4 separate regions of the Homo sapiens genome follow, and all the other regions are linked to region 1. The links are chromatin contacts, found by Hi-C in ENCODE. All regions are on one chromosome and are shown on one strand. The core of a region is the stretch at or near the end of the contact, and the rest is flanking DNA. Distances in the headings are between cores, read along the strand shown. Region 1 overlaps LINC02732 (long intergenic non-protein coding RNA 2732). Region 2 has its middle 93 kb from the start of ZC3H12C. Region 3 has its middle 15 kb from the start of ZC3H12C. Region 4 overlaps LOC105369484 (a long non-coding RNA gene).

Region 1 (2,700 bases), core at 9-2,508:
ACCTGGCAGACAGTTCAGCATACAGTAAATATTCAAGAAATATTCATTTAACAAATTAGTTGATATTCTGGGTTGCTTGAAATGCTAAGCACTATACTAAGATTTTTATACACATTTTCTCATTTACCTCTCATCAGTCAAATATTTACTAGGGAAAAGCTGAAGCTTAATGAAGTTATATAATTTGCCAAAGGTCACAGAGCAAAGCCAAAATTTGAAACCCAGTCTTTCTGATTCTGAAATCCCTCTTCTCACCTTTGCAACTTTCATAAACAAATATTTTGTAAACCAAGCAACCATGCCTTATGCTAAGGTTTATACAAGAAAGCCAAAGAAAAAAGGAGGAAGGAGGAGATGCAAGAAAAGTGGCTGTGGCCCTAATTTTTGTTACGGCTATGGCATCTGTTCATGTGCAGACATTCTATAGAGTTCCAAATTAAATCTGCTTTCTGATTCTGGGTTCAAAGTTGGGTTTGGTTTGTTTGTTTGTTTGTTTTTGAGATGGAGTCTCGCTCTGTTGCCCAGGCTAGAGTGCAGTGGCGCCATCTCAGCTCACTGCAACCTCTCCCTCCTGGGTTCAAGCAATTCTGTTTTGTAATCCCAGCACTTTGGGAGGCCGAGGTGGGTGGATCATTTGAGGTCAGGAGTTCGAGACCAGCCTGGCCCACATGGTGAAACCCACCTCCACTAAAAATACAAAAATTAGCCAGGCGTGGTAACCTGCGCCTGTAGTCCCAGCTACTCAGGAGGCTGAAGCAGGAGAATCGCTTGAACCCAGCAGGTGGAGGTTGCAGTGAGCCAAGGTTGCACCACCGTACTCCAGCCTGGATGACAGAGTGACACTCTGTCTCAAACCAAAAAAAAAAAAAAAAAAAAAAAAAATTAAAGAAGGAAAAGATGCAAGATCTTTGTTTAAGAGCCACTACGTTTCCTCCTTATATCTTCTTCTTCTTTTCTTCTTGCTTTGTCAACTTCCTTTCAACACACTGCCTCCTTTCTCCTGAAGTATTTGTTTGGCATCTCCCAAAGTATAAAAGAGTCAAACTTAAAAAGGATACTAGCGGGTATGAAAGCAACAAAACAGAATATACAAAAATCTTGATCACCCATAAAGATCTAGGATATCAGAGAAATGTGTATACATGTGATCAGGAGATAGTGAGTTCAGGAGTAAAGGAGAACAAAACCAAATGATAATGACTCACATGTAAAAGAAAGGGAAGGTTGTGAAATTGTTTGCTACATTAGTACATGGGACAAAAATGTGATTGAAATTGTGTCATTCTTCTAATAACATGAATGTCACAAGTAAAACTAAAACTAGCAAGAGAATGTGAATAAAAGGCCCAGCTTGAAATCTCAAGCTTTCAGAAATAATGTTTTTCTATTTGCATCTCTTAGTACTGCTACAGAAAATGACTCATACATAGAAGGTCCAGAAAGGAACTAAATTACAGTGCTTTAAAACAAAACAATTACCCTGTCGTACTCTCAGTTGTCTTTAAATGAGCAAAAAGAAAGCTGAGATAGAAACCTCCTTATTCACAGCCTACACAGAAGCTCGTATGAAGGCAAATGGCTATTTTTGCCTCGGGGTGTGCCAGAATCAGGGTGAAAACTTGAACCATTTGCATTCTTTCAGGTTCAGTTTGAGGAGTAGCCAGACCTGTCATCCCTGGGAGGTCGGATCAGGGACCTAGCGTGCTTTGTCCTCTTACCACCCACTGCATGAATTGCAGTGACAGGCTTGAAGGCCACCAAGTGTGTCACTCCTTGTAAGACTGGGAAGGGCTGGAAAGAGTGTAAGGGTATCATTCCTTACCACATAGTCTCCCCACTCTTATTTGTCTATAGGAGTAAAGCTAAGTGCCTATGATACTCCTGCTTGGTGCCTGGAGCTGAGGTGTTCTCCTAAGGTAAAGGGTGATCCTGGAGAAGGGGCTTTCCATTCTCCATGCACAGATGGACCTGTCCATCACTCACACCCTCCAGAATCCACAGTGAGCAAAGGCAATTTCTCCAAAATTATATCTATTTTATTTTACTTTCTTTTTTTTTTTTTTTGCATTTTTGCATGTTACAGGAAAATAAATGTGTTTTAATTTTTTTATCTTAAGACCTAATCACTTTTATTTCATATCCAGGGAGAAAAGACAAAATATTTTAAAATTGGCAACCGGGCATGGTGGCTCATGTCTGTACTCCCAGCACTTTGGGAGGCCGAGATGGGCGGATCACTTGAGGTCAGGAATTCAAGACCAGCCTGGCCAACATGGCAAAACCCCATCTCTACTGAAAATACAAAAAAGAAAAAAAAATTAGCCACCTTGGATGTGGGCATCTGTAATCTCCGCTACTCAGGAGGCTAAGGCAGGAGAATCACTTGAACCCGGGAAGTGGATGTTGCAGTGAGCTGAGATTGTGCCACCGTACCCCAGCCTGGGTGACAGAGCAAGATTCCATCTCAAAAAAATAAAATAAAATAATAAAATTAAAAATTGGCATTTGGGATAACAAGGAAGCTCCATTCTGAAATAGATTCCAATTAGATCAAAGATTGAAATGCTAAAAGGAAATTGCAAGGCACTAGAGGAAAACACGGAAAGAACCCCCATTAAATATTGTAGACTGACCATATGCTTTCATCTTCTCTCCCTGTCGTAGGCTAAATAATGGCTCCCAAAGATGTGTCTACATCCT
Region 2 (2,700 bases), core at 84-2,583, 370 kb after region 1:
AGGATTTGAAACAGACCTGTCACTTCCCTTGGAATTCAAGAGATTACAGAGAATTCTGCATAAATTGCAAATTTTGCATTTCATTTCCTTCTTAAGAATCAAAACACCCAAGTCACTTGATAAAACTTCTTTACCGATTTTTCTTCAGGTCACTCTCAGCATGTGGCTCAGCTCGTTCATTTTTCAGTTGATTCATATTAGCTTCCTTTGGATTTGTCCCCTGAATTTGAAGATGCTTCTTTTGTGAGGCCTATTGCCCAAAATGCTCTGACCACAACCACTCTGGAGGAGTGGGGTTCGTGCCTGAGGGAAAGAAAGGAGAGTAATTGCAGGGAGTAGAAGTGCTTGCATCCACCCTTATCCCTGGGCCACTGTCGGGTAGTGGCTGATAGACTGTAGAGACATCAATTATTTGGATTGGCCTCACTCCACGCTCTCAGTGATCCAGGCCACATCTCTTACTCTCTTACAGACACAATTTATTTTTGTAGATAATCTCTGGCAAAATGTTACTTTTTTGGCTTTGCTGTGCCCTTGAGAGTGCTATTGGGTATCTTTCTCCATCCATCAGGTAATTAATACCCAAAAAGGCAAACAAATCTTAAATATAGTTGGGAAGATAAATCTACTGCAAACAATAATGTTAGAATATAAAAGTGAATATACAGGATTTTTAGATTATCTTCCCTGTTGCCCATTATTGTTACCATAGATGATGAGTTGACTCTAACAGTGTGGACTGTATATCTGTAATTCCTCACCCTATTCCTTAAGTAAATCCCTTATTGAAATGATTTTATATACATTTCCGCTGCTTTCCACCTAACACCTTAGCTGTCTTTTCGAGTGTTATCTTTAAACCATTCCTACTAAATGAGATTTAGACTTTGAACATTATATATTTATATCATCTTTTTAAAGCTTTTTTATAGAAAAAGTATGCATTCTGATTTACTTTGTAAGGACTTCGAGTGATGTCCTTATTTAGAACATTTCCGTTTCTTTCTGACATTTACTAAGCTGTTAGAGAAAACTGATGAGCATAACTTGCTGTCTTCAAGTTACATCAGTTTTTTAGGGAGTTGAATGAGAATACATTAAACTTATTTTTAGAATGTTCCTTTTTATAAATGTATCATGTACGTCATACAGGCTTAGCAACCCCACTAATGTGGGAAGTGAGCATGTCAGATATTACTCCCTTTGCACGGTCAGGCTTAACCGAACTTAGAGAGGGCGATAGGGAACCACTGAAGAAAACTCCAAGTAATACAAGTAGTGGTATTTATAAACCTCTGAGTCAATAATGATTCAGCACTGAAGTACCCTGCTAAGGAGACTGTTTGGTTAAAGTGACATTGGTGTGAAATTAAAGCTGAGAACATTTGCAGTTCTTGTTTGACATTGTGGATATTTGGCACTGTGAGTAGGTAAAACATTTGGTATAAGGCCATTTTACTCTAGAATCATTTGTGTAACTCTTCACAAACTTGAAAAACAAACTTGCCTTCATAGATTCTTCCTCCCAGTTTTTAAAATATTAAAAACGGAAAAAAGACATCCTGCTTAAGTTCATTTAAAATTAAAATTAGATATCTAATTAGATTAAAAAACAGGATTAGCATTTTACAGGATTGGCATTTACTTTATGCCAGACTCATTACAATTACATGCTGTTGGTCTTACAATACCCATTTTACACATTATGAAGCTAAGGATTAGAGAGGTTAAAAGCCTTCTGAAAGTAACATAGCCACTGAATAATTTTCAGTCAAGATTCAAACTCAGGTCTTTGCTGTCAGACAGACCCAAATTCTCTACCCCAAGCTGCCTCCTGTGGCAAAAAGAAGGGAATTGCCATATTTAACTAGGCCACGTCAAATGAGCCAAACTTCCAAATTCAACTTGCGTTTCAAGTAAACTCCCTAAAATTTTAATTGCTAAATGATGGAGGTAACATTAGAAATGGTTTTAAAATTTTGGAGGATAAAAGCTTGATGTAAATGAAGGTGAAACATGTCTATCTTTGGCTTGATATTGGTAAAATTATAACCTCCAATTTTCATTCTTTTTTTCTTTAGAATTTTTGAAGACAGATTCAGGTCAAATTTGTCAGATTGGTGATGATTGCCAAATGTATATTTGAGAATCTTTCTTTCAGAATGACACTGGAATATGATGAGCTTCCTTAGTAGAATATGTGGGGGACCAAGTATTCAGGATTATTCCCTCAGTTGGCAATGTGAGGACAGACTGTACCAAGGATTTTGGAAGGCTTAGAAATACTCAGGCTCAGCAACAGTTTGCAAAGCAGTGTGTTCTTCCAACTGCCCCGGGGCGGGACTCTGCATAATGCAGCCCCCATCCCTCCAGAGAAAATCTGGCTCCTTGAATAACTGGACCATTTGTATTGCTGGCCAAGGTGAATTTGCGGAGAGAGAGAGAGAGGACTGCAGAAATATTGCATTGTGTCTTTTCAGCATGGAGAGTCCTGAGAGCTGCAGAAAGCAAATGTCAGAGAACAAAGCCACACATGTCTGGGTTCACAGAGTGATACATCATTTATCAATCTATATATTAATTTATTTGGGGGTCACAGGATGGCCAACTTTTTATTTTTCAGTTAAGAACATTAAAAAAACCCTACTATCTACTATCATTTCATGAAAGAAATGCTACTTTAAATCTAAAAAGAGGAAG
Region 3 (2,700 bases), core at 150-2,649, 300 kb after region 1:
CTCTAGAAGTGCTGGAGAACTGAGCTTGGAGGCTGTGGAGCCTGGCACTATGACCAACATTATGCAACAGAAGTATTCCAGGAAGATATCAATGCCTCTGCCAATAGGCACTGACACCACAGCTTGTCTTACCTCCAGCCTGATGCTGGCACTGGAGGTGGCCACTAGAATTGTTATGCTTGCTGCTTCTGCAAAATGAATATAGCTTCTGTCCCTGCTATTACCCTTGCCAGAATGGACTCCTTGAGGTTCCTCCTTCTTTGGTCATGAGCTCTGGGTTCAAAATGTGAGGGGAATGCATCCAATCAGATGACTCAAAGCCACATGCCATCATCCTAGCTGCAAGAGAGGCCAGGCAAGCTAGTACTTAGAATGTTCAGCTTCTAGAGTGGGAGGTGGGCTCTGCCTCATGAGGTTTCTCATGCATAGTGAAGGGGCTTAGATGCTGGGGAGCCAAAAACATTAAAAATATATACAAGGTTTGTCTTCTGTTAATAAGCGCTTGATTTAGTTAATACAAGATACTTTGACACACAGCCTCTAATATTTCAGACATTTCCTTTATGGCTCTCAATTTTTGTTGGTAATTCCTGCAAGGTCCCCAAGAAAGTGATTCACAAGAGCCTTTTACCTGAATAATTTTTCTCAGGAATATTATGTAAATAGTATTTTTACTTCAAAATCTTAACATTTACCAGCATTAAAAATCAAGATATGTTTTTGTTGCACAAATATAATTGTTAATATATTGAATAATTAGCTATAAAAATAATGAATCAATTGGACACTTTTATATTTAAGATATGCCAAAATTACATAGCATTAAGACATGTATTGTCATGATAATATATTAAACAAGGAAGGAGTATCACAATAAATATTTTATTTATTCTTATATATTTTTTAGATTTCTGTCTGGACCTCTGACAATATACAGATGTAGTAAAGAAGATTCAATCTCTTTTTGTTGCTGGTGGACTATTTTTGTAGTCCAATATCTAAGACTAATAAGAAACTCTCTTATCAAAGCTACCTAATAGTCATTTCACAATTGATTAGCAATGCTAGTCGTGATGCAGATACATGCCACATGTAAAAATTTCTAATATCTATGGCCACTGTTTATTCTCTTCCAACTCCTAGTGTAATTAATTTAGAAGTTAGGAAATTTATAAGCCAGATGGGAATTAGACTATGCTCAAAAGCCCAGGAGACTTTTGTCTGTATGTTTTTGGTTGTTCCATAGTGAGACCATATTTTCCCCAGTGATGTTAATGAAGGGATGAGTGGCCTTTCGTTGGTGCTTACTCAGTCTTTGTCTTTCCTGTGAGTCATTATTGTTTTCTAGCTAGATACTGTGGCCAGCCCCGCTTTCAATATGTCATTTTCATTCATTTGGAAACTAAAGAGCTGTGCTTTGCACCACGTCCTTGATGTCAGCAAAGCCAGCTCTGTCGGACTAAAATGCAGAGACATGTTTGCAGCTAGTGCAAAGAGTTGCAGGCTGCCTATCTCAGGGAAACAGCTGCGTGGAGCATGTGAAAAGCGCTATTTAGAAGGGTTTGAGGGCTTGTATGCCTAGAGCAACTAGCACCTCAAGCCTGGCCTTGGTAAGAAAGCTGGCCTTCATCTTTGTGACTGGGAGTTACAGAATGTACCATGTAGGGGAGATATGAACTCCCTGTAAAATAGTGACATGACATATATCCCTAAGTGTCCCATGGGATGGTCATCTTATAAGGGATAAATGAGTTAATACATGTAAAACAGAAAGATTCTTGGTTATTAAAATGATCTAAGCTTTTCACATATGTTATCTCATGCAATCTTTATAACCACTCTATTCAGATAAGGAAACTAGGTCTAGAGATGTGACGTAAATTTCCCAAGGTCACACAGCTAGTCAGTGGCTGAGTTAAAATTCAAACTGAGTTCTTCCAGACAATCAGAGCCCTTAACCTTTACCAATGAACTCAAATTCAACACCTGGAATTATATTCTGTTAGTGATACCAGGGGCAAAGTACTGTAGTTGACATGGAAAGAAAAAAAAGTATGAATTAAAGAGAACTGTCCTGAGCATGCCCTAGTGTGATGCTCAGATAAAGGAAGGAGCCCCTGCTATACAGTTTGGAAGTTCCAGAAAGGAGACAGCTGAGCTATGTCCAGAAGCCATTTGAAAGTCTGATGAGGGATTCTGTTGACTTTTGCATTCTTCAGTGTATTTATACCCTTCCCCAAATTACTTCACTATATAAATAAACCTACAGGTGTGGGAAAATTGAGTGTGTGATAATTAAGATTGGAGACAAAGAATTAAAAAAGTCAAGATATGAAAACCCTTCAGTTTGTGATAATGATCATGGCACCTCAGTAGATGTCTAATAAATTGATGAAAACTTAGAGATTATCTCAGAATGTTTTGTATGTAAAGCACGGATTACATCAAACAGAATTAAAGCCTTTTAGATCATAATAAAAATAATTTATGGATGAATAATTTTAACGGGTGATTTGAAAAAACCTGGATCCTTCTAAGAAGAGACATGTGGTTGCATAAGACAGGAAGATTTACTGCAGTCAATTCTCAGAGGCCTCAGAGCTCTAGTTAGCATGGCCCCAGGCATTTTATGGTTTTTACAATCTATTTGCTTTTAACTATATCAGCTTCTAAGGGCTGGATATCCTTCCGGGAGTAATG
Region 4 (2,700 bases), core at 1-2,500, 400 kb after region 1:
TATTAATTGCGTAGAGCTCTGTGCTAAGGTTTTGCATATTGTAAAACTAAAGGGGCTTACAGTCATGTTGGAGAGATGGGGTGTGTGCATCGTCCAGTGCAGCATGTCTCAAGCACCCTCTATGCGATGGTCCCAGGAGTCTGGGGAAGGAGAGTAGCACGAAGCAGAACTATCAACTGCTGAGCCAAAAAGGCATGCACTGTGACACTTGAATTGCAGCTGCTTTAGAACCGTACCTAAAAATAGCTCCAGCTCAATCTGCAGAAATTCTGACCTTAATGGATATGCTCGAGTTCAAGAAAGATGATTTATTCTTAGATCTTTATAACCAACTGCGAAGGAAGTCTCAATCTCAGCAACATCAGTGATTACTCCTAATAATATCTATCTCCCAGACACATGCTTTGAAGATGAAATGAGACGATACAGGCAAAACAACACTGATTGCAATTCAGATATTTACTGGTATGGCTCATTATTCTTATATATTCAAGAGGTACAGTGGGTGCTTTTACATTTTAATAAGGAATACTAGATACCGAGTGAGGCCCTCCCCTCACATCCACCAAATTGATCACTGCAGTGTTTGCATCAAAATAGCAGTATCAGTATCAAAATAATCAGATTTTGAATGCCTCAGAATACCCAAAGCATCCACTTCTAAATTGCTATTTAAGATGAATGCTCTACCTTTTATATTGCATTTTTGAAACTGAGTCAATCAGAAAAGTACTTTGATGTTGTAAATACCTACACATCAGCTCATCTGCTTTTAAATTAATCAAAATATTTAGGCATCTTCACAGAAATTTCTCATATTCATAAAACAAGGCAATAGTTATTTACTTCCTGGCATGGTAATATGTTTTGGGCAATCTCTGTTTGACTTGCATAAAAGGAATAAAAGCTAGTTTCATGAAACTCCATTGTCAGAATAATGAATGTTTTAAAAATACACTATTCAAAGCCTGCTCAACTCTCTTCCTCAGGCTATGGAGAATGTTTCTCCAGTGAGTCTTAGAAGGAAGGAAACCCTTCCTTCACCCCACTTCCTGTGCCTCCTTTAGAGCTGGGCTTGTAGCCAGAGTGAACAGAGAATGGCAAAACTGTTAAAAGGTTAACCGTCAACATGGCGTTCTCAGCATCTCTCAAAGGCACTTAGGAAACTAGTTGCAAGGAGATGAGTAGCAGCCAGAGAGCACCCCAGAGAGTACACTTGTGCTTATTATTCCACATGATTACATATTCAAATTGGTTTTAATTCCTGGGCAGCCATGGGGATGTTGGGGGAGGTGGGAAATAGCTTGCTGGAAAGGGGCAAGAACGGCGGAAGGAGCAGGTCTGGCATTAAAAATGTGCTGCAGATACTTCTCTAAGGCAAATGAGCCTCACGATTACGAATTTAGGCAACAAGGAAAGAGCTGTGGATCTAAAAAACGAGGTTGAATTTCCACGTGACATATGATAATCCCTTTCAATACATTAAGAATTCTACTTTGCATCAGCGTTACAGACTTCTTTTTCTTGAATCCTTCATAAAGGGCTTTAAAAAATTCTACTGTGGCCAGGTAAGTTAACCCATACCCATGCTGCCTTATAGATTCAAAAACCCCAGGGATTATAAGTAAATGTCTGTGACATTTTAGTCAGCTGGAGTTGGTGTTAGGAAACTTTTGAGGGTTCGTGGCTACAGATATAACCTTTGGCTGTCTTCACCAACTGTGGTTTTGAGAGGATTCACAGTGGTTACGTTTGAAGGTGTGGGCAGAGGTAGGGGAATTTGAAAAACATATGCAATTGTTTATTAGCTTTGTATGTTTGTAACCTTTCAATGGCACTTTCAAATAAAAAATACTCAGCATTTGAAAAGCCATGTTTTATTGCTAGAAATAGAATAAATGGAATATAAACATAGATAGCAGTGAGTATAATCTATTTAACACACATTATAGGATTTAAAAATCCTAATCAAGTTTGCCATTTCATCCAGGAATCTGTAATAGAACCTAATTGAGATGTGTTGAGACTTGGGAGGATTAATCACAGGAGGATGGAACTGAATTAGGAGGAGGTGAGACTCGGAGAATGAAATGCAGCAGGGATTTCGAGGAGAGGGATTGGACTCAACACAGCATTATCTAGAAGGTTAACAACAGACTATGGCTGATAGACCATGTAATAGCAGGAGAACCCAACATAAGGGTGTGGGCAATGAGAGTTTTGACCAAGAAGAATTTCAGAGCAAGTGATATTCAAAGGTCTAAGTAGCTCTGTCCAATAGAAATATGTAGTTTAAAATTTTCTAGTAGCTATATTTTAAAAAGTAAAAAGAAACATATACAATAAATTCTAATAATATATTTCATTAAACTCACTATATCCAAAATATTATAACTTGTGGCACAGTGCCCAGTGGCCACAGGTGGCTATCATATTGAAAAGCACAGAAATCAATCAGTTCTTTGGCACCAGGTAAGTCTATCAGGTCAGAGGAAGACCAACATCATGACTGGATGGAAATGGGCATATTAAATGGACGTGTTAACTGGTAATTTGCAGAAGAGAAAGTATAAATGGTTAGACAGTTTATAAAATAATTTCCACCTCACTTGTAATAAAAGCTATAAAAATTAAAATATCAGCAAGATATTATTTCTCAACTGTCAAAATAGCCAAGGTTAAAAAAATGGAGTTGTTTGA

The links. Hi-C counts contacts between places; a loop is a spot of excess contacts on that map. Pooled maps may share reads with other maps.
Region 2: a map with no recorded cell type shows a loop between it and region 1 (8-fold over the local background). The contact joins two enhancer-like sites. A Hi-C loop is called at or near these places in 2 of 37 single-sample maps with no recorded cell type and 2 of 50 pooled maps.
Region 3: a loop to region 1 is called in a map of A673, with 2.1 times the contacts of the local background. The contact joins two enhancer-like sites. A Hi-C loop is called at or near these places in 1 of 168 maps with a recorded cell type or tissue (A673), 5 of 37 single-sample maps with no recorded cell type and 8 of 50 pooled maps.
Region 4: a map with no recorded cell type shows a loop between it and region 1 (7-fold over the local background). The contact joins two enhancer-like sites. A Hi-C loop is called at or near these places in 2 of 37 single-sample maps with no recorded cell type and 5 of 50 pooled maps.

The regions. Positions count from the first base shown.
Region 1 is chr11:110,372,134-110,374,833 of GRCh38, reverse strand. All of the region lies in intron 2 of LINC02732 (long intergenic non-protein coding RNA 2732), which reads right to left. LOC107984385 (a long non-coding RNA gene) reads left to right here. Exons shown (of 2, transcript XR_007062885.1): 2 at 2,665-2,700. Among named protein-coding and RNA genes, the nearest start is that of LINC02732, 18 kb to the right of the region's middle. Within about 2 kb of position 1,258, at least 3 of the 41 ENCODE cell types and tissues checked have a DNase peak (open chromatin) inside an H3K27ac peak, as active enhancers do.
Region 2 is chr11:109,998,749-110,001,448 of GRCh38, reverse strand. No RefSeq gene overlaps it. Among named protein-coding and RNA genes, the nearest start is that of ZC3H12C, 93 kb to the left of the region's middle. Within about 2 kb of position 1,333, at least 5 of the 41 ENCODE cell types and tissues checked have a DNase peak (open chromatin) inside an H3K27ac peak, as active enhancers do.
Region 3 is chr11:110,076,735-110,079,434 of GRCh38, reverse strand. No RefSeq gene overlaps it. Among named protein-coding and RNA genes, the nearest start is that of ZC3H12C, 15 kb to the left of the region's middle. RefSeq lists enhancers at 1,190-1,239, 1,540-1,709. Within about 2 kb of position 1,399, at least 7 of the 41 ENCODE cell types and tissues checked have a DNase peak (open chromatin) inside an H3K27ac peak, as active enhancers do.
Region 4 is chr11:109,969,766-109,972,465 of GRCh38, reverse strand. LOC105369484 (a long non-coding RNA gene) reads right to left here. Exons shown (of 3, transcript XR_948004.2): 2 at 61-140. Among named protein-coding and RNA genes, the nearest start is that of ZC3H12C, 120 kb to the left of the region's middle. Within about 2 kb of position 1,250, at least 4 of the 41 ENCODE cell types and tissues checked have a DNase peak (open chromatin) inside an H3K27ac peak, as active enhancers do.